Regions from separate parts of the Mus musculus genome. Here regions 2 and 3 are each linked to region 1. Evidence: chromatin loops called from intact Hi-C (ENCODE). Cell type or tissue: gastrocnemius. All regions are shown on one strand. Links, peaks and the distances in the headings refer to the core of each region. The heading gives the core; the rest is flanking DNA. Region 1 has its middle 21 kb from the start of Gm36297. Region 2 overlaps Swt1 (SWT1 RNA endoribonuclease homolog (S. cerevisiae)). Region 3 holds the start of Ivns1abp (influenza virus NS1A binding protein).

The links. Peaks named below come from ENCODE experiments on the same cell type or tissue, not always from the same donor. Only the 100,000 strongest peaks of a DNase experiment are listed, where the experiment ranks them.
Region 2: a loop joins it to region 1, with 4 times the contacts of the local background. A loop is called at or near these places in 11 of 42 quality-filtered maps.
Region 3: it touches region 1 in a loop (2.9-fold over the local background); 15 of 42 quality-filtered maps call a loop at or near these places.

The regions. Positions count from the first base shown.
Region 1 is chr1:151,029,737-151,039,779 of GRCm38, forward strand. No RefSeq gene overlaps it. Among named protein-coding and RNA genes, the nearest start is that of Gm36297, 21 kb to the right of the region's middle. In gastrocnemius, for the core only: a CTCF peak has its summit at 5,409 (motif pointing right); a DNase peak (open chromatin) is centred at 5,435; H3K27ac peaks cover 1,741 bases.
Region 2 is chr1:151,385,140-151,395,182 of GRCm38, forward strand. It overlaps Swt1 (SWT1 RNA endoribonuclease homolog (S. cerevisiae)), which reads right to left. Exons shown (of 20, transcript NM_025819.4): 13 at 9,470-9,633; 14 at 6,297-6,435; 15 at 3,481-3,629. Among named protein-coding and RNA genes, the nearest start is that of Swt1, 38 kb to the right of the region's middle. In gastrocnemius, for the core only: a CTCF peak has its summit at 5,110 (motif pointing left); no DNase peak of the experiment used is centred there.
Region 3 is chr1:151,342,569-151,352,611 of GRCm38, forward strand. It overlaps Ivns1abp (influenza virus NS1A binding protein), which reads left to right and starts at 1,930. Exons shown (of 15, transcript NM_054102.2): 1 at 1,930-2,187; 2 at 6,808-7,035; 3 at 8,413-8,541; 4 at 8,986-9,155; 5 at 9,262-9,337. The coding sequence starts at 8,431. It also overlaps the pseudogene Gm10138. In gastrocnemius, for the core only: a CTCF peak has its summit at 5,964; no DNase peak of the experiment used is centred there; H3K4me3 peaks cover 1,797 bases; H3K27ac peaks cover 2,334 bases.

The sequences.
Region 1 (10,043 bases), core at 3,445-8,444:
ACTGTATAGTCTACACAGACTAAATATAGATAATGGTATTTGAGATGGTGCTGGAGATTGTTGGATGATATGAATTCTTGCTGGTCAAGAGAATGAATTCTAGGCTCCCCATCAATGCTCAACTTCCCGCTGTCAGCAACAGCTTGTGTTAACTGTTAAACCCCTCAGTTTGATGTCCCAGTCATGAATCTAGATGTTCACTGTTTGATATTGATATGGACTCCTTCCATGTCCTAGACACTGAACTAGTAGATGTGTCACTAATGGGGAGAGTGTACACAGAGTTCATATCAAGGTGACTCGGGGTTGTTTTGCTTTTGTTTGCCCACTTCTTTTTGTCCCAGGTGGCTGTAGAAGTTTTAGATACTCAGTGGTCAATAGAAAGAAGTGGTGGAGAATTAGAATATAAAATTATACATTTGTATGACTTAGTCAGATATAAAGCAGAGCCGGGTGGTGGTGGCACATGCCTTTAACCCTAGCATTTGGGAGGCAGATATATATATCAGATTGTCTTAGTCAGGGTTTCTATTCCTATACACACATCATAACCAAGAAGCAAGTTGGGGAGGAAAGGGTTTATTCAGCTTACACTTCTACATTGCTGTTCATCACCAATGGAAGTCAGGACTGGAACTCAAGCAGGTCAGGAAGCAGGAGCTGATGTAGAGGTCATAGAGGGATGTTACTTACTGGCTTGCTTTCTTATAGAACCCAGGACAACCAGTCCAGGGATGGTCCCACCCACAATGGGCCCTCCCACCCTTGATCACTAATTGAGAAAATGCCTTACAGCTGGATCTCATGGAGGCATTTCCTCAAGGGAGGCTCCTTTCTCTGTGATAACTCCAGCTTGTGTCAAGTTGACACACAAAACCAGCCAGTACACAGAGTAAAAAAAAAATGGATTATATCAACAATGAATTGATACAATCTATCGTTAATTCACAAAGTCAGTGTGAAACCTCTTGGTTATCTCGAAAATATAGCATCTGTTGGGCCAGAAGTTCCCATTATCTTTCCACAATGATCAGTAATGATATTAAATAGAAGGGAAAGTGGGCAGGAAGGAGGGAGGCAAGGAGGTGTGAGACAGGAGAACATAGAGGAGAAGAGAGGAGATAAAAGAGGGACAGTGGGAAGGGAAAAAGGAAAAAGAGAGGTAAGGAAGGAAATTATAGGAAGTTATTGATACATTTATCTATCATGGTGGTCATTTCAAATACATACGAATGGAAGACATCACACCACACTCATCTTAAATAAATATAGTTTTGTCAATTATACCTCAATATATCTAAGGGAAGCATTATGCAATGCATTATACAAAATTTTACTGAAAGCTAGGGCAATGGAGTACACACCATCAAACCCCGCATTAACGTTTGGCCTTCGCTTAAATGGTTGTTCGTGGTAGTTTCTAAGATAAATTGAGCTTTCTATAAAAATAAACTCAGTGTTAAGAGTCATAATTTGTACCAGACACGGGGGGGGGGATTCCTTTTCCAAGAATAAAGCTGAAATGCTGTTCTTGCCAGAAGCTATATGCCGCTCTGCAGTTTATTTCCTTTGTAATAGAAGAAAGAACTTCAAAGCCACAAGTATACACACATGCTTCAAGTATGTCTAAATTCCAACCTAACTTCTGCATTATATCATTGGCAAACCTATAATGTATATTAGTAATGTAAAAACGAGGATGGGTAGAGATGGAGAAATGATAGTAATTACAGGATGGAAGAACGGGAGTTGTAATAAGCTTTCTGATATGCCGTGACTGGGGACTCCCTGCCACGTTAGCACAGACTCCAAGCTCCTCGACAATGTTCTGTAAATCGGTTCACACTGCAACACTTGAAAACTAACAAATCTATATGGTTTTTTAAATTCCTTTTTTAACATGTATTTAATGCACCCATGCATGCACATGGACGTGTGCTTGTGTGTGTGTACCACAGCACACACGGGAGGTCAGAGGACAAATGGCAGGAACCAGTTCTCTCCTTCTACCACATGAGTCCCAGGAATAGAAACCAGGTCATTATGTTTGGCAGTGATCACCGTTACTCACGGAGTAATCTAATCTCATCGTTCTGAATCAACACATATTTTAAAACCAAAGAGAATCCTGTGGACCGGGGAACGGAGTGGGCATTGTGCTCAGAGAGACAGACATGAAGTTCCAGGGTCTAATTTGCCATCTGAGAATTTCGGAGAGAAACCAAAGGACCGCCGAATCAATAGTAATGATCGGGAATTATTAGAGCACGTGCATTGCTACTTCATAGACAGAATTGCTGTGTATGTCACAAGGCTTATGATTGGTCTGTTTTGCAACTACCTTATAGATTGACATGGGCTAGCTGAATTTACAGAGTAGCCATTCATACTTTGAGCACTGATATGTTTTTAGGTAGAGAGAAAAAAAAAAGAATTTCTGCCCATGGAAAATAAACAGCGAAAGGATTCTTACAAACTGGATGGTTAGGATTTTCCCCATCTGTTTCTTCGAAAGTCCTTTTGAAGGCAAATCTTTTCCATTTCAACAGAGCTGCAGAAAGTTCAGCTTCATATCACACAGAAGTCCTTACATTTTAACTTAATCTAAGGACTCCGCCCCCTAGTAGCCGCTTACCAGAGTCCTGTCTTCTGTGCCTTGCACGATGTGATATAAACGACTGATTAGATTTCCACACTCCAGTGGATGGCCCCACACCCATGTGTGGACCAGCAGCGCTAACTGCACTTACCATCATAGAAAAACAATAGAAGGCATGGAATTGGGAGGCTATCGTGTTGAGATGGCTACGGTGGAGTTGAAAGAGCAGGAGTAAGGTGATCAGTCTCACTGTACACATGTATACACTTTTCAAAAGTAATAAAAAAAGTTAATATGTTAATACAAGTTTGCCTAATAGGTTCCTCAAAGAAGTGTGATCCTAAATCGACTTTTAAGAGAAATCTAAAATAAATAAATAAATAAATAAAAAGTCCAGCAGCATGTGTTTAGTGGAGAAAAAAAGAAAAAGAAAACTTCATGATTGGTTTATAAAAACTTCTTTTAGAAAAGAAATGTTGCTTACATAAAATTCTAATATAAGTATCAAGATTTCAAAGCCACTACACAAGTTAGCAGACTATAAAATACACAAATACATGATCATTATATCGCCAATAGCTAGCTTAAATTTCATCTGAAGCAATCCAGCCCCCAGAAATGAAGTTTAATCCTGACGGTGGATTTATTGGTCTTTAAGCTCTGAATCCCATAACAAAATCAGCTTCCTGGAGTCCTTCCTGACTTTTCTGGAATCCTGTCCGACTTTCAGCCTGGGAGTCCTCCCTGGCTTCAGCCTTATGCCTCTTTCTTTATCTTGTTTCCCTCCTCGCCCACCCAAAAGCTTCCTTTGATAAAAACCCACCTTCATTTTTAAAAGTAATGGTTCCGGTGTGGAGCACTCACTGCATGAGGAACGCTCTGCATAATTCTTAGACTGGAACAGGGACAGTGCAGCAAACTGTATACGCTGTTCTGGTGCAGGGTGCTGTGGATATCAGAGAGCCAGGTCAGAAACTGAAGCAGAGATTAGAGAAGAACACTGCTTACTGGCTTGCTTCCTCTGGCTTACTCAGACACCTTCTCATGCAATCTGGGAATCACCTGCCTACCTAAGAAAGGTAAAGACCATAGTAGCTGGGCCCTCCTATGTTAAATAAGTATTAGAAAATGTCCCCATAGTATGTCTACAGGCCAGTCAAGAAAAGGCAATCTTCTGTTGATGGTTCCTCTTTCCAGATGTGTCAACTTGCCAACTGAAGCTACCTATGACAAATGGATTGTACTGGCTAGTTTTGTGTCAACTTGACACAGCTGGAGTTATCACAGAGAAAGGAGCTTCAGTTGAGGAAATGCCTCCATGAGATCCAACTGTAAGGCATTTTCTCAATTAGTGATCAAGGGGGAAAGGCCCCTTGTGGGTGGGACCATCTCTGGGCTGGTAGTCTTGGTTCTATAAGAGAGCAGGCTGAGCAAGCCAGGGAAAGCAAGCCAGTAAAGAACATCCCTCCATGGCCTCTGCATCAGCTCCTGCTTTCTGACCTGCTTGAGTTCCAGTCCTGACTTTCTTTGGTGATAACAGCAGTGTGGAAAGTGTAAGCTGAATAAACCCTTTCCTCCCCAACTTGTTTCTTGGTCATGATGTTTGTGCAGGAATAGAAACCCTGACTAAGACATGGATATTTTAAGATATTATGAATTTATCATGATTTTTTGTGAGATGATAATATTGAAATTATGTACTTTTTTTTTTTTACTGAAACTGAGGGCATCTGCTAAAATACATGTTAAAACATTTACCAACACAGTAATACAAAGTCTGGAGTTGGATTCAAAATACCATATTGACAATTCAGAGAGGTGAAGAGAGTTTAGATAGAATAAAATTGGCGATGGATAGGAACTGGCTAAATAATTTTTCTACCTTTGTATATGCTTGAAAGGCAAATAACACCAAGCTTTAAATAATAAATGTTTACACTGTAGAAGAACATATTTATAATTTTACTATCTGAAACTAAGAATATACCATATATATATATATATATATGAAGTTTAATCCTAAAGATGGATACCTTCATTTTATATATATATCTTGATTAAAGACTTTACAAAAACTAACCTCATGAAACTGAAAAGCTTCTGTAAGGCAAAGGACACCATCAATAGGACAAAACAGCAGCCTACAGAATGAAAAAGACCTTCACCAACTCTACATCTGACAGAGGACTAATATCCAAAATATATAAAGAATTCAAGAAATTAAACATCAACAAACCAAATAACCCAACTTTAAAGGTAGAGTCTAAAGTTAGAGAATTCTCAACAGAGGAATCTCTAATGGCCAAGAAACACTTAAAGAATAGTTCAATGTCCTTAGTTATCAGGGAAATGCAAATGAAATGACTATAAGATCCTATCTTATACCATCAGAACACCTAGGATCAAAAACTCAAGCGACAGCACATGCTGGCGAGAATGTGGGGCAAAGGGAACACTTCTCCATTGCCGATGGGAGTGCAAACTGGCACAACCACTTTGGAAATCAATTTGGCAGTTTCTTGGAAAATTTGGAAAAGTTCTACCCCCAAGACCTAGCTATACCTCTCCTGGGCATATACCCAAAAGATGCCACCCTACACCACAGGGACACTTGCTCAACTATGTTCATAGCGGCTTTATTTGTAATACTCAGAAACTTCTCTGAGGAGGAGGGGAGGGGATAGTGGGGGAGGAACTTATAAGAATAGGGGTGCAATCGAGATGTAAAGTGAATAAATAAATTAATTAATGAAAAAAGAAAAATGAGGTGGGACAGCACTGACTTGGGCAGGATTCATAGAAAGGGAAAACTCCCGCCAACATCCACAAGAGGGCGCCAAAAATCAGCAATCAGAGACCAGAAATAAGCCAGGTTCGAGGGATTAGATTAGAATGGTACCTGGAAAAGTCAAACTGAAAATAAGAAATGGGGAGTGGGGGTGGGGTGAGTGTGGACACGTTAGCTAAAGGGAGACAGTCCAGAATAAATGTCAAAAGCACTGCTGTGGCAGAGCCAACTTTCCTAAGGAAGATCTGGTACAAGGGAATATCAGCCTGTTTAAAAGAATCCAGGGTAATGGGATGTGGGGTTCACTGTCCAGTCATGGCCATCTAGTTGGCAGGTAGAGGTGTGGACTCCTCTGTTGGATGAAGTGAATAAGGGCTTGGGTATGGCTAGAATTCCAGGACCAAGAACACTTAGGAAGGAAATCTGTGGAGCAAGCTGGATACCCAGGGTCAGAGCAGAGAGCAAGTGAAACCCGTGGCTCAGACGGAGTGCGAAGAGCCGAGGTAGCGCAGTGAACCAGTCGTTAGACTGTTCTGTGTGACAAGCCCTGTGCCAAGAGCTCACTGTGAAGAGCGGCCTCTCTAATTCCATGTGGGAGAGTATTAAGGCAAGACTGAGTAGCTTTGAAGTGAATATGTGGCAGAGGGTTCCGACTCAGCCACCAAGCTTAGGAAATAGGAAATAAAGAAGATAAAGTTGGCATGTAAGCTACAGTCAGGAGCAAAGAGCCAGTGAACTGAAACGAGTTAGTTGGAATTCAGGATGGCAGCCTAGGAGGGACGGCAGAGAGCAGTGTATACAGGGAAGGGTTTCCATTTGATAGCTAAGCCCAGGGGTGGGACAGGAGACCAATTTGAACCCAATCAGCAAGGAAGATGGAGTCTGGGACATCTATGCAGCACTCAGTGTGTCAGTGTAGCCTTAGGTGAGAAACTGAATTTGACAGCTTGGCTTGTAACATTGATTTCACTATTCTGATCCATAAGGAATATTTTTTTTTTAAGTAACAAGTCCTATAGACTCCTGTCTTGCTTGCAGTTATGTCTCATCTAGCACTTTTTCTTTTTTCTTTTTTTCCAGTACCCTAGCCCCTACCCCGGTCCTTGGCCAGTGTGAACCAGATAAGGGGAAAGGCAAGAAGCGGGACAGTTAAGCTGAGTGAAGACTTTCGAGCAAGTCACAGCAAAGGACTTGACTTGGGAATGGTTGAGGGTCTTAGGCTTTCGGTGGGCTGCCTCAACCGGCTGGTGGAAACTGCTAACTAACTGTCATTTACTCTGCTGGAAGCAATGGGATGGACGGTATCCTAGCGATGGATCCTTGGCAGGCAAATGAAATGCTATTTGGGTCCTCACTGAGGCCTTGTTAAAATGTTATGTAATAGAGGAAGACTCTTTGGGGATGGCAAGGCCACTGGATGCCTCTCAGCACGTATGACCTTCCCACAGCGTGGGTGTGCACACCTGCTCTTTCCACCAAATGCTAGGAGCCTCGTGCTCACGGCCTTCCACTATTACAGAGAAGTTGCCAGTTGACTCTCCTCCCCATGGGGAGAATTGCACGAGGAAGTTCAGTTGGGGTCAAAGAGGCTTGTTTTCCTCTTCCAGGGCTTTATTCTACAAACTGAGTTGTTCTGCCAAAAGGCAGGAAATGCTAATTGTCTTTCCGCACTTCTGTTTCCCTAACGCAAGCCCTATCTTAGGGCCTGTGCTGAAAAAGCCGCACTTAAGCTTCACGTAGGTTATTTGTTTTTTCCTGGAACGGTGGCTGGATCAAGGCCTGAATCTACGAAACCATTTGTGAGAATTTCTAGAAGCCGAAAGTGGTTGTCAAGCGGATGGTGCTGAGTTAAGTTGAGGCCACCCGGTCCCTTTCAGGCCTTCTGTTCTCTACGTACAGTAACTGAAATTGTATTGCAAACAAACAAACAAAAAAGTTCAAGATTGAAACTCTCCGATGAAAAACTGAAGAGCACGCATTCTGTTAGTGAGCCTGGATCACGGTCTGGCCTGGATCTAGTAATAATAGCATCTCAGACGGGAAGGTATATTACAAATAGGGCTTCAGAGGTTGGAGAGTTGGCTCGTCGTTTGAGAGCATTTGCTTCTCTTTCAGAGGACCCCAGTTCCGTTGCCGGCATCCTAGTTGGGTGGTGTACAATCATCCATGACTCCAGATCCAGGGCATCCAACTTCCTCTGGTCACTTGATCCTTCCCAAGGGAGCTAAAACCATCCAGTGGAAGAAAGACAACATTTTCAACAAATGGTGCTGGCACAACTGGTGGTTATCATGTAGAAGAATGCGAATCGATCCATACTTATCTCCTTGTACTAAGGTCAAATCTAAGTGGATCAAGGAACTCCACATAAAAGCAGAGACACTGAAACTTACAGAGGAGAAAGTGGGGGAAAGCCTCAAAGATATGGGCACAGGGGAAAAATTCCTGAACAGAACACCAATGGCTTGAGCTGTAAGATGGAGAATCGACAAATGGGACCTCATAAAATTGCAAAGTTTCTGAAAGGCAAAAGACAGCGTCAATAAGACAAAAAGGCCACCAACAGAATGGGAAAGGATCTTTACCAATCCTAAATCAGATAGGGGGCTAATATCCAGTATATATAAAGAACTCAAGAAGATGGACTCCAGAAAATCAAATAACCCCACAAAAAAATGGGGTACAGAGCTAAACCAAGAATTCTCAACTGAGGAATACCGAGAAGCACCTGAAAAAATGTTCTCTCCTCTTTCCCTTCACACATCTCAACGATTCCCCCCTTTTGCTTTCATTTTTTATTCTTACCTGATATTTCACACAGAAGATAAAGCACACGATATTTATTCTTATAGGAATGGCTTACTTCACTTATCGTGATGTTCCTCAGTTCCACCGATTATTCTGCAAACAGCGTCAACCTTCCTTATGTCTGAGTGAGTCTGTATATATAACACTGTTATATGCCGACTCTGGGGCACATATACAGAACTGGTGAATCCAAGTCTAGATGAAGGCTGTGAACACTGAAGGAAGTCAGAAGGCTTTGGCGACTGCAGCGTCAAAGAATGAACGCTAAATGAGAATTGCTACAGAATTCTGAATTCAAATATATTCTGCACTCTTAAGGATCGTTAAAAGTAAAGGCTGATATGTTATCCTCCAACTCCTTCAAAGCTCTTATTGCTCTGGAAACTAGACCTCACATTTTGTATAGCCAAGTTGTTTTCAGGGGGGACAGAATTTTGCTTTGCAGGAAGTACTCTTTATTACTCCCAGAAATTACAGGGAAGGGGCAAAAGCAAGTTATCAGGTAGAAAAATACTTATTTGTAGTATCAGCATAACATTTGACTACAAACAGCGCCGGCATTGTGAGGCAGTATCTTTACAATGATGAGCGAGTATCTTCCAGAATAATTATGGCTTTTACCAAAGCACTTCTCTTCTGTGTAACAAATGCAAGTGAGTTTATAAACAATGACTCATGATCACTTACTACCAAAACAATCCAGTAATGTGCATACTTTTTATTCAGGGCCGCTAATGCCTTCCAGAAATCTCTTTTGTTCTCTGCCTCTGTCAACCAATCCGCGTCATGGCCATTAAGTCCATCAAGCTCAGGAAAGCAATGCAGCACAGTTCACAGTGAGGTCGACCACCTGACACAAAGCTGTGTGCAGAGCGACAATGCCTCCCCAGGACTGCGCTAACCTGACTCAACAGGATGCATTAGTGGGATACAATTGTGGGCTTATGGAGTGATTCCCGTTAGCCACTGAACGTGAGGCATCTTCTAATTCCTCAGTGGTTTAAAGACTCATTCCATTTGTTTGCCAGAAAGCCGAGCGAACATAAAAAAAAAAAAAATGTAGCAATGAAATTATGGGTTGCTCTGTCCACCTAAAATAATTGCCATCATTTTAAAAACATTATTGATTTAGTTTTTATCTTAACACACAGAGCCAGACAAACATTTTTAAATCATAGTAAACAATACTATTCCCACTGCAAAAGAACCTTCATTTTTTTAAAATGCTTTATAAAGGTGAGACTGACTTATACATCATCCTTCCACCAAAGTACAAAAATGTTATCCATTACTTCTCAAAACAAAATAAGCCCAGACTATACTTAGTCAGCCTAGATAACACCCTAGAAGGACATCTTGCCTTGCCAACCCCATTTGACACAGGATAAAACTGGAGACCAAATAGGTGAACTGATTTAAAGGTAAACACAGGGCAGGGGACCGAGTGAATGAACTTGGGTAAACCAGAAGTCACGTGACTTCCTCTCCTTTGCTCCTTCCACAATGGATAGAGTTCACTGTCCTCCTGTCTGTCTCCCTTCCAGTATCTTCTAACCCTCTCCTTACCCCATGAGCCTAACCTATCATCAATTCTCAAAGACTCGGATTTTTTTTTCCGTGAACTCTTACATTTAAAAAATAATTTTTTAAGCTGGGTTTATTAAAAACTCTCCTTGGGAGACTGAGATTTGAGGCCACTTGATCTACATAGTGAGTTCCAAGCCAGTCAGGCTATACAGTAAAACTCTGCCTCGAAAAAAGGCAAGAGAAAGAGAATTTTTAAAACGAGCATGGGTTCTTAACCCAAAATGCAGCCTTGCCATATTAAGCAGACATCACCTAACAAAA
Region 2 (10,043 bases), core at 2,465-7,464, 350 kb after region 1:
AAGGAATCTAAACGGAGTCACCAAATAATCGGGGAGACAATACCACATCTTATGCCACAATGTAAAATCTCCAATGCCAGGAATGGGTTACATCTTGTTCAACTGTTGGTCAAAGGAGCTCCATGGAAACCCTATTGCTGAAGACAACATTCACAGATACCATAGACCACTGAGAAGTAGAGCTGGTGCCTACCTAGAGCCTTCGCTACAAGTGACCACTGCTCACGGGACTGGAAGGTACACTGCATGCTAGCAGACGAGAAAGGAAATCAGCATTTCCCAGCTACAATGTACTGGCACGATGGGGACACAAATGTTATGGAATAACCAACTACTTTCTGATTGGATTTAAAGCCCACTCTTAAAATGGAACCTTCTCTGATACTACTAAAGTGGTCAAGAACCTGAGACTAGATAAGTCATGAGCCTAGGGAATACCTAGTACTACATTCTGCTAAAAGAACAACAGCAATAAAATGATGCTTAATGACATACTGCTGTACCCATAGTTTAGTGCCTTGCTCAGCCCTCATCAGAGAGGCTTCTTGCACTAGACAGGAAATAACAGAGACCCACAACTGGACAATGTGCAGAGAGTGAGACACTTTGGAGTACTCAGTCCTAAATGGGATTTTTGTCATCAAAGCCCTCCCCTCAAGGCTTAAAGATCTATGTGGAATACGAGATAGAATAACTTTAAGGGCCACAGTTGATATATTATCCCAAAGAAACTGTCTTGCAGACACAAGATTGAAGCACATGAATTCAGAGACATTGGTAGCACACACAAGGCCTGTACAGGTTTAAGACAGATGGGGTCCGAGGACTAGGAGGGTCAAGTGGACAGGGGCTCTCATGCCTAACCAAGAAGCTATTTGCAATTGATACCTTCATATAAAGGCAAAATTAGTCTTCTCCACAGAGTCTCACTGGATGTATTAACCACACTTTAAGGTTGACTCCAATGCCTTGGCAGAGTTGGCCAACACAAAACAATACTTCATTTCCCTAGGGTTAAGTTTCCACGTTAATAAAAGGATGAGTTCAAAACTAATCAGTAACTCAACTTCATGTCTTACTACTTTTATGTTTTAAATAAAATATTTAACACAATAGATAGTAACTTACTATTTATGCAAATATGCTATATATAGATCCTTAAAGGTTTTATATTAGCTCACCAAATTCTCATGAATATCCAGTACTAGAAACCAAAACCCTATGCAACAGAAGCAATTTAGATTTTTAAGTGGAGGAAATTAAGAAATAGAAAGCTTTGATTCTCAGTAATATATAAAGGAGGTTATAACCCCACATCAGGTGCACAGGTTTTACCATTCTCTATTTTGTGGGACAGAAAGCAAAAAGAGATGATATCATTTTGTCTGATTATATTAAATTATATTAAATTAATAAGCATACATAATGGACCTATATTTTTTTTCCTGAAATTAATGTTTGTGGCAATGCTGGGATGGAACTCAGGGCTCTGTCCATGATAAGTAAGCTCTCCCACTGAGCTATACCTATAACTCAGATAATGTTTTAATTACCATAAACATTTAGAGTTAAGCATTTACCTATTTCTCCTTTGCTCTGGTTCTTAAATCAAGAGTATATACAAAGTCATGCAAGCGGAGTCATCCAAGCGGGGCTTTCTTTCATTCTTTTTTTAAATAAACACATAGCTCTGTTTGCTAGGTACTAAGTTCTTTAGTAACTTAGCTCATTCTTCTGGAAATTCTAAGAATTATTACTGTACTTATTTTACAAGTAGGGGCAGTTTAAAGATTCAAAGAATTTGAAGTACTAGAGGCAAAAAAATGAAACAGCAACAAAAACCCACAGGTCAGGATCTTTAACATGTAAAATCTAAACCTAATCAACAAAATTGATTTGAATTACTCTAACATGTGGTTCATCACATTTTTTTGGTGTCTGGAAAGCTAATAAGACATGGATGTTTTCATCCTTTTCTACCTCCACCCTCTTAGAGAGATAGCTAAAAATGGTACGAATTCACTGTTTCATCTTAGGTTTCTCAGAAGCAAATAGATGGTGAACAGTATTGATAAATTAGGATACCTAATTAGTGAAAACTAATTACACCTAGTATTTTTCAAGTTCAATTAAGATATTGTATTTTGGAAATAATGTATTTATTGTTTAAGTTAGAGACATAAATAAATATTTAAGGCATGTATCAAGGGCTGGAGAGATGGCTCAGTGGTTAATAGCACTGACTGCTCTACCAGAAGTCCTGAGTTCAATTCCTAGTAACCACATGGTGGTTCACAACCATTTATAATGGCATCCAGTGCCCTCTTCTGCTGAAGGCAGCTATAGTGTACTTATATACATAAAACAAATGACCTTTTTTTAAAAACAGGCATGTATCAAATCTAAATGAATTATACAAACAATTCTCAGTAACATATATTTTAGGGTTCAGGATGTACCTCAGTTGACTGACACTCTGGATTAGATAACCAGCACTACAGAAACAAGAGTGATAGTACTCAGTCACAATCCCACTATTCAGGAGATGAAGGTAGGAGGATCAGGAGCTTAAGGTTATCTATCCTGATGCCGGGCGTGGTGGCGCACGCCTTTAATCCCAGCACTCGGGAGGCAGAGGCAGGCAGATTTCTGAGTTCCAGGCCAGCCTGGTCTACAAAGTGAGTGCCAGGACAGCCAGGGACACAGAGAAACCCTGTCTCGGAAAAAAAACAAAAAACAGAAACAAACAAACAAAAAAAGATTATCTATCCTTGGCTACATAGTAAATCTGAGGCTAGCCTGGGCTACATGAAATCCTGTCTCAAAAAAAATCTAAAAAACTTACTTTTTTGTTCTTTTAAATTATTTTATGTTTGAGTATTTGGCTACGTGCATGTATGTATACCAGGGGCATGCCTGGCACCTGAAGGGGTCAGAAGATGGTGTCAAAACCCCTGGAATTAAATTTAAAGATGGTTTTAAGCCACCATATAAATGCTGAGAACTAAACCTACATCTTCTAACAAGAGCAACATCTCTCTAGCCCCTCTTCTTTGTGTGCACAACTTTCTCTTGTCCATAAAGGAAATAAAAAATTCAACAAGAAAAAAAAATAAAATCTAAAGTGTGTAGTGATATATATCCATAATCTCTATACTATAAAGTCCTAAAAAGAAAAAATGCGTGCATTTGAGACTAGGTGAACTATCTACACAAATTCTACCTCAAAAAAAATAAATTAACTAAATAAATAAGTAAATAAATCCTTCAACAACTACTGTGATACAACTTCTATAGAAGGTCTATGTTCCATAGCCTGTGATAAGCCTTGCCTCTGTTTCAATGTCCTTGGTATTTACTTAGTGCCTTTAGAATACTAGAATAAGTAAAAGTCATAGAATCCTTTTATATTTGGCCACTAAATTCATGTTTGGAATGTTTGTGATGAGCTATCTAAATAACAATCTATGGGTGTCTCACCTCTGCGAGTACTTGCAGTAGTTTGTTTACTTGAGCAAAGGTCTGGGGAAGAACTCCATCATAATTTGACCTTGTACTGAAGGCATGTAACAAACTTTTAGAATCCTGAAGCAAGAATTTCACTGTTGTAAAATCCACTGCCTTATTTGCTGGTAAGAGAAAAATTAAGGAAAATATGAAAGAACGGGTATACAACAATTCCTTGAAACACTAATCAAGTATTAATTTTACAATTTAATCAGAGAAGGCATTTACAAAACTATGTCTCTCTGGTGTAGAAAGCAACAATTGCACACATTCGTAGACAAAGCTCACACTGACTCTGGTACTCTGTATTCAGATTCTAGCTCCCTGAACACAGTCAGCTTCAAAGTAAAGAAAAGTAGAATGTTCTAGTCTTCAGTAAAAAGGATTAATCACTAAACAAAAAACCCAAGCACAGAGTTTTCAAAGATGAAACTGTCTCACATCCAGATGACTATTACAGAGGAGTGAGTGTCATATGTTAAGAGGCAAGCAACTTGAAATTCTATCATATATAAAACAAGATTTATTAAAAATAGTATGTTATCTCTTTGTACATAAAAGTTCAGCTAATAAACAAAAACTTTGGACAACAATAATAAACAAAAGAAAATAGAATTTTCCTCCTATAGAGTAAGATAACCTACCATAATAGCTTTCTCTCATTAAGCTCAAACATTTCCACTAAATTACCAAGTTATTGGGGACAATCATTTCAAAGGTCTAAAGTTATTTAAAAAAAAAAAAAAGCCAGACATAGAGGTGCATGCCTATAATTTCAGTACTCAAGATTTAGAGGCAGGGAAATTGCTACAAGTTCAAGGCCAGACTTGCCTACATAGTGAAAAACTGCCTGAAACAAACAAAAAACACTTAAAAACAAAATAAAGTAAATTTTAATATCACAAAACAAATGAGAGAAAAGATATACTTTTCATCATTGAAGCATAATGATAGGTAGTTGCTTCCAAAGGCAAAATCTTCATGTGTTAATGTTTGGTTTGCTTCTGTTTTAATATTCATAGATTTGAAGGCTGTTTTCACAGCCAGACAGACAAACGCACAGAGACACAAACACACACCAACCTCAGGTGTTTTTCCTCACAGGTGCTTTTAAATCAGATCCCTCACTGGCCTGGGGCTCCTCTAATTAGGTTAGGCTAGCTAGCCAGCAATCCCCATAGATCCGTCTGTCCCCTCTCCTGTCCTCTCTCCTGTCCTTCTATACAAATACACACTACTGCACCTAACTTTCTTAAAGAAGTTCTGAGGATTGAACTCAGCGCCTTATGAGTATGTGGAAGCACTTCACTATTTGACCTATACCCTCACCTCTAGAAACTATTATATTTACATCTGAACATGGCTTTCTTTCCTTGGCTAAGTGAGTTAAAAATGAATAAAGCGTCCCTGTGTATCACATATAAGAATCTGCTTATGAGATTCTGAAGAGTCAGGTAGAATTTTAAAATAATTTTAAAGGCTGGAAAGATGGTTCAGCTGTTAAGAGCACCTTGTGGAAGATGTGAATTTGATTATCAGCACCCATGTTGTGGTCAGCAACCCTAACTCCAGTTCCAGGGGATCTGGTGCCCTCTTCTGGCATCCATGCTTATGTACAGAATGACCAGGCAAAATATCCATATAAAATAAAAATAATAAAGTCCTTTTTAAAAAGACATTTTAATAATTACTCAGTAATTCTTTTTACTTTATACTTATTTTATATTTTGAGACAGAGTCTCACATGTAACCAGGCTGGCCTGCAACTTGGTATATAGACCACACTTGCTATATAGCCTTGTAATCAAGTATTAGAATTAAAGTCATGTGCTACCACACCCAGCAATATTTAACAATTCTAGGGGCTAGTGAGATGGCTCCACTGACTGCTCTTCCGAAGGTCCTGAGTTCAAATCTCAGCAAAAAGGCTTTATTAATAGTTACGCTGGCACACTGAAAATCTCAGCACCTGAGAGGCTAAAGAGAAGATTACGGCCAGCCTCAGCTATTTAGCTGAGCTATTGAGCTATTTCAAATCTAACATTTGAGACACTAGAAGCTGTCTCAAAAAAAAAAACTAAGAGAAAAATAGTGTTTGTTAAAATTCTGAAGGAAAGAAAAATAAGAATAAATTCTATATATAATAAAAACAAAAAACTCATATAGAAACAAAGTCAAAAGTTAACCAGTCATTTTTAAACATTTCTCCGTGAATTGATATAAGGACGTTAATTAAGCTTGGTATATTGAAGTATTGAAGTCATACCCATGTACAATGGAAGAACTATGGGCACTGCTATTCAAAGACAGTAAGCAACATTATACATCATTATTTTTTTAATTTAAAATCGATTTAAAAGCTGGAAATGGTGGTACACACCTGTAATCTCAGCACACGAAGGGGAAGCAGAAAAAACATGGGTTCAAGGTCATCCTAAACTATATATTGAATTCTCGCAAGCACTAGATTAAAGCACACTGCCACACCCAGCCTTTTCTGGGCTCTTGAGATCTGAACAGCAGTCATTACGCTTATATAGCAAGTACTTTACCTACTGAACCATCTTTGCAGCCCATTTTTGGTTGACTTGTTTATTTGGTTTTTTTTTTTTAGAAAGAATTCAATATAGTTAGGCTGCCCTTGCACTCACTATATAATAGCAGTTTACCTTAACTTCTGATCCTCTCGCCCCCACCTACCAAGTGCTTGGATTATAAGCATGTGCCACCACACTAGATTCACTTAATACTTTAACCAATTACTGTGAAAGAAAATGAAAGACTCATACCTTTACAGAGATTTTCATATAGGCTCTCAACAGTTACAAGCAAGTTATTTTCCATAACTAATCCAAATACAGCCAGCCAATGTTTTTTAAAGCACTGTAATAGATTTATTAGAGTCCATGGTGGTTTCAAATACAGCACCTAGAAAGTTACAAAATCATTATCTACTGATTTGTTTTACCTATTATGTAAACATGCCAATGTAGGAACTTCTATACATATCCCTAATAGAAATATAGCTAGTCAGACTATTTTTAAAGTAAGAAGTGCTAATCACAATTTTAAACTGTAAGTCTATCACAGACTGATTTTATAGAATTCATATTAGTAACCTTTAGTTTCATAACTTTTTAGTACACAAAGAAAGCAAACTCTAATTAGTGAAGAAGCATAGTACCTCAACCTACTTTTTAAAAAATTAGTGCTTATTAAAATGTGTATGAGTTTTTCTGCATGTTTGTGTACTATGTGTGTCCCTGGTCCCCTCAGAGGCCAGAAGAAAACATCAGATTCCCTGGAATTGGGGTTACAGTTGTGGGTGGCCACGTGAATGCTAGGACCTGACTGGGTTCTATGCAAGAACAAGTGCCACTTAGTAACCACTTAGCCTTTCAATCTACTTTCCTATATGGTCCTTTCCGTAATCAAAATAATCTAAATACTTCAGACTACCAGAGGGGGGAAAATCAAACAGTATTATCATTTCCTACACTTACAAAGACATACTTATAGAAAACTGATAGATATATTTATAAATAAATATAGATATTTGTAAATAATTCAGGAAGATGTCAATGCCTTTTTCTGAAACCTCCATATTTCTATGAAAGATCCAATTTATACTAATCCTCCAAGATCGTTTTTATTATTCTCTATTATTTTTGGATCAGCATTTGATCATTAGGTAGCAAACATATCACACTGGTAAGTTTAGAATCTTGCTGAGTAGCTGGAATAAATACCTCAGCTACAATTAACAGGCTGTAACACTTCTCCTAGCTACAAATGTGAACTTGAAATAAACATTAAATTAAGAAAAAAAAATCATGCTGGCTAAATTTGGTGTTTCATTTAAATGTAGAAAAGATCCCGCAATACCTCTCCTGGGCATATATCCAGAAGATGTCCCAACTGGTAAGAAGGACACATGCTCCACTATGTTCATAGCAGCCTTATTTATAATAGCCAGAAGCTGGAAAGAACCCAGATGCCCCTCAACAGAAGAATGGATACAGAAAATGTGGTACATTTTCACAATGGAGTACTACTCAGCTATTAAAAAGAATGAATTTATGAAATTCCTAGCCAAATGGATGGACCTGGAGGGCATCATCCTGAGTGAGGTAACCCAATCACAAAGGAACTCTCACAATATGTACTCACTGATAAGTGGATATTAGCCCAGAAACTTAGGATACCCAAGATATAAGATACAATTTGCTAAACACATTAAACTCAAGAGAACGAAGACCAAAGTGTGGACACTTTGCCCCTTCTTAGAATAGGAAACAAAACACCCATGGAAGGAATTACAGAGACAAAATTTGGAAGTGTGACAAAAAGATGGACCATCTAGTGATTGCTATATCCAGAGATCCATCCCATGATCAGCTTCCAAATGCTGACATCATTGCATACACTAGCAAGATTTTGCTGAAAGGACCCAGATATAACTGTCTCTTGTGAGACTATGCCAGGGCCTAGCAAACACAGAAGTGGATGCTCACAGTCAGCTATTGAATGGAGCATAGGGCCCCCAATGGAGGAGTTAGAGAAAGTACCCAAGGAGCTAAAGGGATCTGCAACCCTATAGGTGGAACAACATTATGAACTAACCAGTAACCCGGAGCTCTTGTCTCTAGCTGCATATGTATCAAAAGATGGCCTAGTCGGCCATCACTTGAAAGAGAGGCCCATTGGACTTGCAAACTTTATATGCCTCAGTACAGGGGAACGCCAGGGCCAAAAAGGGGAAATGGGTGGGTAGGGGAGTGGGGGTGGGTGGGTATGGGGGACTTTTGTTATAGCATTGGAAATGTAAATGAGCTACATACCCAATTAAAAAATGAAAAAAAAAAAAGAAAAGATACTAAGTTAAAGAAATTCAAAATATCTTATGATCATGTTTACTCTCATATTTACATGGTATAAAAGTCTGTAAAATATATTTTGTCAAACATTTTGACCAAATTGAACTGAGTGAGGGAAGTACTGACTACTTGTTATTTGGAAACAAGGTCTCTTGTATCCTAAGCTCCAACATAGCCAAAGATGATCTTGAGCCACCGATCCTCTTACCTCTACCTTTAACTCCTAAGATTATAGGCATGTGCCACTACACACAGTTTATGTGGCATTGGGAATAAAACCTGTAGCTTCATGCATGGTAGGCAACTATTCTACCAACTGAGCTATATCCCTAGTCCTTGTGCAAGACTTCTAAGGATTTAATTTAAGCTCTAGGAGACCAATGTATCAAATATTCATAGTATATGCACAATAACTATTAGCTAATTTTTTTTAAAAAAAGAATAACTATTAATTTAAAACAAAAACACATTGTCACGTAAAGTACCTCTTCTTCCTTAATTTTCCTAAATATACCTTGTTTGTTTGTTTGGTTTTGGTTTGGGTTTTGTTTTTGTTTTTTTTTTTTGAGACAGGGTTTCTCTGTGTAGCCCTGGCTGTCCTAGAACTCACTCTGTAGACCAGGCTGGCCTCAAACTCAGAAATGACTCTGCCTCCCAAGTGCTGGGATTAAAGGTGTGCGCCACCACTGCCTGGCTTAGTCCTAACCTTTAAAAAATGTTTATCATATAATTATCAAAAGATGGTTCAGCATATTAAGGCATTTGCCACCAAGCTCGACAACCTGGGTTTAATCCAGAGGACCTACATGATAGAAAAAGAGAACCAATTCCTGCCAACTTGTCCTGACTTCCACGGGACCACCATGACAAACACATGCTTGCACACATACACAAACTTGTGCACATACATACACAAACACAAAATAGATACATAAAATCAGTTCAAAATGTTTTAAGTTATAACATTTAGAGAAAATGTGAGATATAGATTATTGTAAAGCTTTTTAATTTTCACAAATATCATTCTAAGATAACAAATCATCAATAATAGAAAGAAATCTTAACTAATACAGTTAAATAGGTACCTCCATCCAAAGATTTCCAAAAGCAATTTTCATTTCTGTTTCTAATATTGAAGATAAAGCTGTCCCAAGGCATTTTTCAAGATCACAAATGATCCGCTCCAGTAGAATGGACAGTCCGGAATTTGCAGCTCCTTCCTTAGGAGTCTCTTTCGCAGGTGGTACTTCTTTAAAACAAAGTGTCGGGTGTTACTACTACAAGAGGAGGTTATCTCTGGGTTTTTTTTTTGGGGTGGGGGAGGGCAGGACTTCAAGCATTACAAGCAGGTTTCAAAGTTACTGTATCACTGGGGATGCCCTTGACCTTCGGGTCCTCGTCTTCACCGCCCGGTGCTGGATTACAACCTTGTATACCGTGCCAGGTTCGCCAGGTTCGTGTGGGACTAGGATCAGCCATTAAGGAAGAGATGCTAGTGCTAGCCAAGCACTTAACCAGTGAGCTACAGCCTCAGTCAACGCTCAGGGGTTTTTATTTACCAAGACAAACAAACACCCTAAAATGGTTTTTTACTCAAGCAGAAATATCAGGGGAAAATATGTTATTTTAACTAAATTCAATTGTATTATTTTCTTTGTG
Region 3 (10,043 bases), core at 3,096-8,095, 310 kb after region 1:
CTAGCCCTAGGAATTAAGTACATTGAGAATAAACAAATCATTGGCCAGAATTCAGTATGGGACAATATCTGAAGCATGATCAAAGAGAAACAACAAAGGTGATTATTGTCACCAATTCCCAACTTATCTGACATAAAACATACACCCAAATAAATTAATAATGATCAGTCTTAGAAAATCTGTGTATATAATGTGTTTGTGTGTTTACAGTGTTAGAGATGAAACCCAAGCACCCTGGTGCTTTAGGCAAGCACTCTACTGCTAAACTATGTTCTCCGCCCCGAGATCAACATTATGTCCTTTGTTACTATTACAAAGAATGCAAATAATCATTTATGGCTCACTTCCAAGTGTCAGTGGCTATTATACATACTGAGATGCCTGAAAGACAGATACTATGTAAAATTATGCCAGGATTCATAGAGCAGGAAATACTGAAGGCCAAAATGCACTGACTCCGATCACACTGTCGCTTTAAGAGAGTGTTGACTGTTCCAGATTACAAAGACGCTATTTAGTGTACAGCAAGTAGGACCATGTGTCCGGCAGGCCAGTCATGTGCCTGTCCCAAGTGGGCAGTTCATATTCTCTCACTGCCAGAAGGAGCTCAGTAATCCAGGTCCCTAATAGTGTCATTTGCAACAAAAGTAATGTGCTATCAAAGAGAAAAGCTGGACGGCAAATGCCAGTTTCTCTAAGACACATAATCATACTAGCTGACAGCTCAGTTTCTACTTCCTCCTTTTGTGAAACAACAACAAAAAAGAAACGTCTCCTGGCCACAAGATCTTATTTTTTAAAAGTAATGAAGACCCCCCTCCCAATTTCTATTTCCTACCCGCTAACACATTAAAGAAGGGTAGGAAGCATTGTCAAAGAGCTCCAAGAAATGGCTACAAATTAAGCGGGATGATCAAAGTCAGGTCTAGACTGTGTAAGCGCCCTCTATAAACCAGTATAAGCATTAATCTGGAAACCTTTACCTAACTCGATTATGTGTATACTTTATAGACCTTTGGATATAATCTCACCAAATCCCCTCATCTTCAATCAAGGAAACTTCCCAGCATGTGCTTCAGAGTCATATGAAGAAGTGGAGCCCAGCTTAAATCACATTTGACCTAAACAACTGCCTGCCTCCTAGGGGCAAGGTGGGTGGATGACTGGGCTTGGCTCCTGGGTTAAAAGGCCCCAGGGGGTAGAGATAGGGACTAACAATTCCCCAAGCTACTTTTCTTTGTCCAAAGAAGTCGAGACATCAGGAACTGATACCAGAGGGGGACAAAAAGTAGAAGTGAACACGCATTTTATGGCACACCGATAATATCTCTTTCACCTTTTTTTTTTTTTTTTTTTTTTTTAAACACACTCACTGAATGCTCACCCAAAGCAGGCCAATAGAGGGGCTAGTTGTTCAGGCCCTCCTCTGACTTATCCCTTCTTCCTCCATTCTTCTCACCCCTCCACCTCCAAGGTAAGAGCCTGATGCTCAACTACTGCCGCGGGGTTCCCACAACACGCAGCTCCAGTCTAGGCTAGTTGCCTAGAAGTCAGTGTGACGCTGAGAACTCTAATCGCCACGTCGGATCTCTGGAGAAGGTAGGGCAGGTGGAAGAGGAAGGAGGGAACCAGTTCCTGGACAGTGGAAAAAAAAGGGCGAAGCGAGGGTGTGAGGCTCGGGAGGGAGCGCGCGCTCGATAAGTAACAGGAGGAGCGGTCCCCGCCGCCCCGCTCTCCCGGATCACCTTGCGCTGACCTAGTTGAGCCGAGAAGGAAGGAGGGGGCGGTTGAGGAAAAGAGCTATGAGGTGGGCGGGGCCCTGTCCGGGGGCGGAGCCTCAGAGCGGGATCTTCCCGGGAGCTCGCCTGTGATTCGCTCAGGCATCAGAGCCGGAAGCGGCCGGGAGGCGTTGGCGGCAGCGCACGTGGTGACGTGCGAGGGAGTGCGGCGCGAGCGCGCGCGGCGGCGGCGGCGGTGGCAGTGTGTTCGGGACGCGCGTGGAGGTCGGTCAGTCGCTCGGAGGTGCTGGGCGCGTCGTGGCGGCGAGCGAGTTCCCGCGAGTACCCACTGGTCTTCCTCAGCCCGCAGCCTCCCGCCCGGTCGCCCCGAGCCCCTTCCAGCGCCTTCCGCCTGCAGCCCGTCGAAGCTCTGGAGATGAATTTCGCCATCTCTTCAGAGATGACCCAGGTAACGCGCTGTACGCGGGCGCCGCGGGAGGGAGAGGGCGGGGTGGGAAGATGGTGGTGGTGCGGAGCGTCCCGCTGTCCCGGGAGACACGGGCATCGCGGGGCTCCGCATTCGGCTCGGTTGCCGGCTGGCGGGGGAAGAGCGCGGTGGTCCCGGACCTTCCTCCGCCGGGGCGGGGATCGTCAGGCTTCCGCGCTGGGTGACGGAGGGTCCCCGGGACCTGGCCCGGCGGAGGACTAGGAGGGATGACCCGCCGGATGAGAGCGGCGGCCACCGAGGACTGTAGACATCGTTTCCCGCTGTCAGGAGCGAGGTGCCGGCTGCGGTTTGGGGCTCTCCGGGCTAAGACTCCCCGCGGCCGGCGCGTGGGGACACAGAGCCGCCCTCAGAGCGCATCGGTTCCAGGGGTTAGGCGTGGGGTGGCACGGAGTCCCTGGTCGCCGTGGACCACGGGGTCCTTTGTTCGAGCTCCACGTTGCCCGCTTTTCTTGCCAAGCGCGGGGAAAAGGAGGCGGGAGGAGCGAGGGAGCGGCTGCCCTGACGTGTCAGCTCTGAGTGACTGCGCCGCCGGCCAATCGCGGCCAATCGCGGCCGGGGGTGTGCGGGTGCCTCGCTGTACCCGCCGAGAGCGCGCCCCAGGCCTTGCAGCGCGGGGTCCCCGGCGCGCCGGGGCACAGGCTCCATGTTCTCTGAAAGAAATAGGTGGAGAGCAGGCTTTTCGTCCGATCACCTTTTTTTTTTTTTTTCTATTTTTGGGTAAAGGACCTCGTTGATAAGACACCGGGGAGTGTCAGAGTGGAGATTAACGTAAGGAAATCTGTACACACACACACACAAATTTGAGAAATATTTCCGCCTTTCCCTCAATAAGTTGCAGATAAATGATTCCGGAGAGCAAACATTTCGATCAAAAAGAAGTCGGACGGCCTAAAAGGCAACGTTTTGTTTAATGTCTGTCAGTAGTGGAGGTTAGAACACCCAGATATCAAGTTCTTAGGAGTTTTGTTGTGGTCTCCTGTTTTGGCAATACACCATAGCTCTGGAAGTAAGAGCACACAAGCCGCACGGACTAAATCACCTTAGCCATATTTTCTTTAATTTTAACACCAGTGGTTGACTTAGGAAAAAAATAACTAAGAAAATAGTTTCAGGTTGAATCCTGCTAAGTCTTTAATATCTTTAAAATGTTAAAGGACTTATTTGTAAGCCTGGATGTAAACATTGACTGGGTAGAACTGGATTGAAACCAATATGCTGTAATGCCACCTAGCAGGCATTATATCAAACCCACACTTTGGTGGCTTCCTTGCAGGGAGGCCTGGGGTGGCTTTCTTTTGATTTCCTAATTAGTGAAATCTTGAGTTAATTAATAGATTCCCATTTCTGTAGCCTTTGTCTTAATTTATAGTTGCCTTCTAACTTTGTCTTTTCCAAAGACAGCATTTCACGCTTTATTTTAGTTATTGGTGGGAGGTTGACCTTGTTTTTGCATTTCTTGTTTGGATGTTTTAAGTGCCATATAAATTTAGTTTTTCAAAAAAGTTTCTTGACTGTCTTGGCCAGTGATATTAATGTGACTTACCCCAGAGGGTTTTTTGTTGTTTTTGTTCGTTTGTTTGGTTGGGTTTTTGTTTGTTTGTTTTTGTTTTCTAGCTTTTTAGCAGTTTGATGGTATAGTCAGATGCTGCAGGTAGGAATTTTTGAAGGTTGAGCATATTCCTACCTTCTGTTGGTGTTAAAAGTATTATTGGAGTGATTTCTGGTTCAGTTACCACTGTGTTAATGTTTCTAGCCCTGTAACAGTACTCTTTACACTTCTGATGTCAGCCTGGATATCCAAAAGTACCTCAGCATTAGAACATCCCAGTCTTGCTTCTTTTTTCTTTCTTATTCTAAAAGTGGCATGTTGATAGTGGTGCGCCCATGTTAAGATGCCTTCAGCCCTCACTCAGCGCCTTAGTTGAAGACCAAGTCAGCATGGGTGTGTCTAATCTTCATTAAATGTCTCCATGTTCTTTCCAGGCATGCCCCCACCACACCTTCTCTAACACCCTTTTGTCAAACCTTCATCTGGTCTCCATACTTAGCATTGTTTAAACCTTAAAATAAGTTGGTAATTTCCGCTTCACCGTGTACCATGTGCATCCTGCAGTCTACCTTCTATTGAAACCAAAACAGCCACAGTTTCTGGACTCTGTGCTGCCATGTCTTATCTTCCTCTTTGCCTGAGCCGGTTTCTCTGCTTTATCCGCCTCTACGGTATCTAAGGCTGCAGAAACTGAGCTAACTCCATTTTGTTCTAAGTTTTTTTATTCCAGTATGTGTCTGCCATGTTTAGAATCACAAGTGTCTGTAGCTTGTGGTTAAGTGTTTGCTTGATATGCTTGAGCCCCTGGGTTTAGTCCAACACTGGGGAGGGAATTCTTAAATTACTAAGTGATTGACTTCTTTGGAAAAAATTACCTTGAAACTTAAATATTTGTGGTTTACCTTAGCAATGTTTGAAAATGTGATGTTTCCTTTTGCTTAGCAGAGGGTGGGAAATGATACGCTGTTCTCACAGCTCTGTAAGACCCGCTGGATTATATTTCACTTAGGCTAATCTTCTGGGCTATAGTAACTCTTGAATACCAAATAGTAAGTCCCCTGTCTTCCATTTCTTCTACCAACCACACTAAGGAACTGAAATGTCTTTAGCAGTATATATTCATTTTCACACCAGTTTCAGTGTTAAAAATGGATTGGCTCAAACAGTATTTTAAATACAAAAAGTACATTTTATATTCTTATATGACTTAGGGATGTTTGAGCCTTGGTCTGGCTTTTGAAAGATAAAATTTCCCCCATTTTAAAATATCATTAGTTACTGTGCATAAGTTTTATATATGAAATAAGAAACATGAAATTTGAGAATACTTTAAGTTTTTAAAAAAATTTTATGTAGTGTGGCTATTTTGTCCAGAAGGCATCTGATATACCCAAGCTTATCTTAATGAAAGTAAACATGAACTTTTAAAAACAAGTTTGTATTAATTTAAAGGTCATTTGGACTTGGCTAGCTTTTTAGAGTTGTAACAATGGGTAGGTATTACTGATAAAGGCGAAATTCATATTAAAATCTTTGCTAGACAGTCTCATGTAGCCTCAGTCAGCCTTGAAACTTACTATGTAACTCAAGTGGGCTTTGAACTCTTAATCTTCCCATCTCACTCCTAAGTGCTAGGGATATTGGCTTGTGTGCCCATTTCATATGTTAAAATTGTAGTAAGCAGAAAGTCAGATATTAAATAAAAAGACCTTATTTCTCAAAATTGAAAGCAGTATTGTAGTGTACATATTGTACAAGTGCATATGCCAGAATTACCCCAAACAGTCTCTACAAAGTTTTTCTCTTAAAGACTATAGTAATTTTACTCCTACCCCAATAAATCTAAGTTAGAGCATCCAAGCTATCAAAATAATAAATATTTCACCTTCTAAAGGACCAGGTTTCAATTTTTTTTTTAAGATTTATTTATTTATTATATGTAAGTACGCTGTAGGTGTCTTCACACACTCCAGAAGAGGGCGTCAGATCTTGTTACAGATGGTTGTGAGCCACCATGTGGTTGCTGGGATTTGAACTCTGGACCTTCGGAAGAACAGTCGGGTGCTCTAACCCACTGAGCCATCTCACCAGCCCCAGGTTTCAATTTTTAGCATCATGTAGCTGGTCACACTGTAACTCCAATTCCAGCATATTCATTGCCTCCTTTTGGCCTCCGAGGGCACTGCATACATGATAAACAGACATGTACAGGCAGAACTCAAGTTTAGAATGTTTATAAATCTCCAGTATGGTCTCTGTATGTACATGGTATGGGATTACCTGTTTTCAGAGAACATTTGTTTTGTTAAAACTAGTTTTGTAAGAAAAGATAAGAAATTATAAAGCAGAAGAAATCAACATCATAGCAGTGTAATAGAGTTGATACAGTTTTTGTTTTTAAGATGGTCATGCAACACAGGCTGCCCTTTAAAATGACCAAGGCAGAGGATCGGCCTGGAAGCTGAGCACAGAACAGCAGTTCTGGACAATTGTGCGTGACTTCAGAGAGGTTCTGAGTGTGGGGCCCGGGGAACTGGCGAAGGCTCCACAGCTAAAGGAGTTCACCTGTCAGGAGTCGCCTTAAGGATTTTCCAGCTAGAAAGGCAGCATGAAACAAGGGCAGGGTTAAATGCCAAGCACACCTTGGGCAGTGGGGTATCTGGCTTATAGCATATATGTGTCTGGGAGGAGTGCCCAAAGGTGCTTTCCTGGCTCCTAGAGCAAACATCGGGTGTTTTCATGGTAGCTGGAATCTAATAGTAAATACTTTTACAGTTAATATTTATATTTGTCCTTTACTTCCTAGGCTAGTATATCCTTCTTTAATAATAAGAAAGGATTTTTTTAAAGAAATCACTGAGTACTTGTATGTTAAATAAAAAGGAGTTGTTAATAGTTTGTTTTCTTAATGTAATGTGAATATTTTTTGCCTTTTACCTCAAAGAATAACTTATTTTATATGACCTATTCTACCTACATGAATGGCAGACTGATTCTTCCAAATATCTAACTTAGATATGCTATTTTTACAGATTATGATGCATGATTATCACAGAAGAAATTCATGTCTATAGCTTTTAAGGACTTGATTACATCATTTTCAAGCCTGCTAGTTTTGGAACCACCATTAAAGCCTAAGACATCTCCCTTCAGTCAGCCACCTTTCTTCACACTGTAACGAAGTGCTTTGTTTCAACACTCCTTCTTTGTCTTTGGATCATTTGCGTTCTCAGTGACACATTTCTCTTCAGTAATTGTTGGTAAGTGAATATTCTGCATATTTAGCAGTAACTTTGTTTGGGGTGTGAGCTGGCTCAGTGAGAAGAGGCACTTTTCTGCAGAAGCCTGGCAACGCACATTTGATCCTTGGGAACACTGGTAGAAGGAAGAATTAAACAAAGTTGCCTCTGACTTCCACACACCCTAGGGCTGGGGCATGCTTCCCCAACTTAATAATAAATACCATTTTTTTAAAGACACGGGTTTTCTGAAAACTGTACTGAGTATAGACTCTATCTCAATGTTTAAATGGTCAGAGAGATCCTAACCATTTGGCTATGAAAACTTTCTTTTTAACAGTGTGTGGGGTGGGGGAAGGGGCGGTCTTTCCTTTTTCCTTGTGGGTCCTTGGGTCTTGAACTCAAGTCCTCAGGCAAGGTGGTAAGTACACGACCTGTTTAGTGCCCATCTTGCAGGCACCTAACAAGCATCTTTATCATTTTTAAAAATTTTTTAATTAAAATTTGATTTTTTTCTTTCCTCCTTTAGTATTCCTTTTTGTGTATTCTGACTTTTAAGTTACTTTAAACTGAATCTCTTACTCTTACTCATTTAGTATAAGTTACTGGTTTATAAGTTAAGTTAAAAACTTGTTTTGAGAACAATAGGCTGGAGATGTAGCTCAGTGGTTGTGTTTACCTAGCATATTTGAAGCCCTTGGTTCTGTTCCCAGTGTTGTATATAGGAAATGGTGTCTTTACAAAGAATTTTAGTTTTCCAGGGCTGGGAGTATGTGCCTCTGATAAGGAAGGGGGATTGAGTTCAGGGCCAGTCTCAGCTGGGTTCTGAATTGAAGGCCAGACTGGGCTATATGAGATGTCTCAAGTGAACATTGGTTTAATTTTGAGAGTAACGGATGGACAGCAGCCAAATCCCTACATGCCTCTCTTAAGCCGCTTGCTGTATAGGTTTGGAAAGAGAAAGATTTCATTTTCCTTCCTTCCGGAGGAATGCGTGTTTGACCTGGAAACCAGGTTTAGGTTGTTGAGATGCTCACTACTGGGTGATGGTTACAAAGTCATAGGATCAAAGTCAGGCTGAGGTCATCCGTATCCTGGACCAGTGTTGTTTGAGCTAGGATTTTGTGCAATAAATGTTTTGGTGTGTTGGTAGGATAGAATTTGGGTATGTTTGAAAAATACATAACATTCTTTTTTGAAACAATGGTTTACTGTGTACTGTGATTGTCCTTGACTTTACTGTCTTGTGTATGACCAGGCAGGCCTCAAACTCAGGAATCTACCCGCCTCTTTCCCAAGTGCTGAGATTAAAGGTGTGACTCACCATACCCTGCTTGAAAAATTTTAAGAACTATTTACATGTAAAATAACTTAGCTTTCTTTTTTTTTTCTGTTTAGCCAAATTTATAAGGAAAAATGATTCCCAATGGATATTTGATGTTTGAAGATGAAAATTTTATTGAATCATCTGTTGCCAAATTAAATGCCTTGAGGAAGAGTGGGCAGTTCTGTGATGTTCGACTTCAGGTATTTAAAACTTAATTCATGACCTTTTGTTACTAAAAAAGTAAACTCATAAAACCATAAGTTGTGCCCCCACCCCCTAAACAGGCAATTAATGAGATGACTAGGGGGTTTTTTGTTGTTGTTGTTTTGTCTTGTTTTTTGAGATCTTATTTTTTTACGTGTATGGGTGTTTTGCCTGCATGTATGACTTGTACCACATGCCACATGTGTGCAGTGCTGTGGAGTTGAGAAGACGGGTAGGATTCCCTGGAACTGGATTTACAGGTGGTTAGGAGCTACCATGTAGGTGCTGGTCCCATGGAAGAGCAGCCAGTGCTCTTAACCATTGAGCCAACTTTCTAGCGGTGAGATGACTTTTAACTAGAACTGTGAGACAGAGGAAGCTGGTATGTTGAGTGCATAGTCAGCAAGACTTCTTTCTCATTTTGGTTTTCATTATTTCAGGTCTGTGGCCATGAGATGCTAGCACACAGGGCAGTCCTGGCTTGCTGTAGCCCCTATCTATTTGAAATCTTCAATAGTGACAGTGACCCTCATGGAGTTTCTCATGTGAAGTTGGATGATCTCAATCCAGAAGCTGTTGAAGTCTTGCTGAATTATGCATACACGGCTCAGTGAGTGCCTTCAAATGAACCAGAACATCAAGTACCGAGTGTCTGGATGTGAAAAGCCTGGTCATAACTACAAAAACTCCCCCCCCCCCCCTTTTTTTTTAAATAGGTTGAAAGCTGATAAGGAATTAGTAAAAGATGTTTATTCTGCAGCCAAGAAGCTGAAGATGGACCGAGTCAAGCAGGTAGCGTATTACACATTGTGAAAGTAGTATACTGGCAAGGTGTTCTGAGGGGTTAGGATGTAGAAATTATCACAAAACATCTAATTAGGCCCAAGATTTAGAGTTTCAGTCCCTTCCCATCTTGGGTGAGCATGTTGTTTTGACCTTTTGGTAACAAGGAAGGAAAACCTGTCCTCTTGACTGACAGTCTCTCTCAGTGAAGATTCCATTCAATATTTTTGTATTTAAGCTACTTGTATATTTTTCTATGATGATTATGATGATGATGACAAGATAGTATTGGGAAATCAAGTTACATAAAATGCTACATCTCTGATGGGTATGTTTAATTTTGATAGTATGTTAAATAGCATTACTTACATTGTCAGATCACTACACAGAACTGTCGCTTGGCCTTGACATGAACCTTTCTGGCTTGGGCATAAACTAGATCAGTTTCAAGATAGTGTGTGTTCCCAAGAGTAAATGGAATTAGAGTGGTGTATTGACAGTGTCTGATACAACAGATTCATGTATGTGTGTGGTCTACACATAAGGGAAAGTACCTGCAGAGACCAGAAGGCTTTGAGTCCCCAGGAGCTAGAGTTAACCAGTGGTTTTGAGCTACTTGCCTGATGTGGGCCAAACTCGGGTCCTCTGAAAGAACAATTAGCAACAAGTACTTTTGCTCACTGAGCCATTTCTCCAACACCCCTAGTCATAGGAT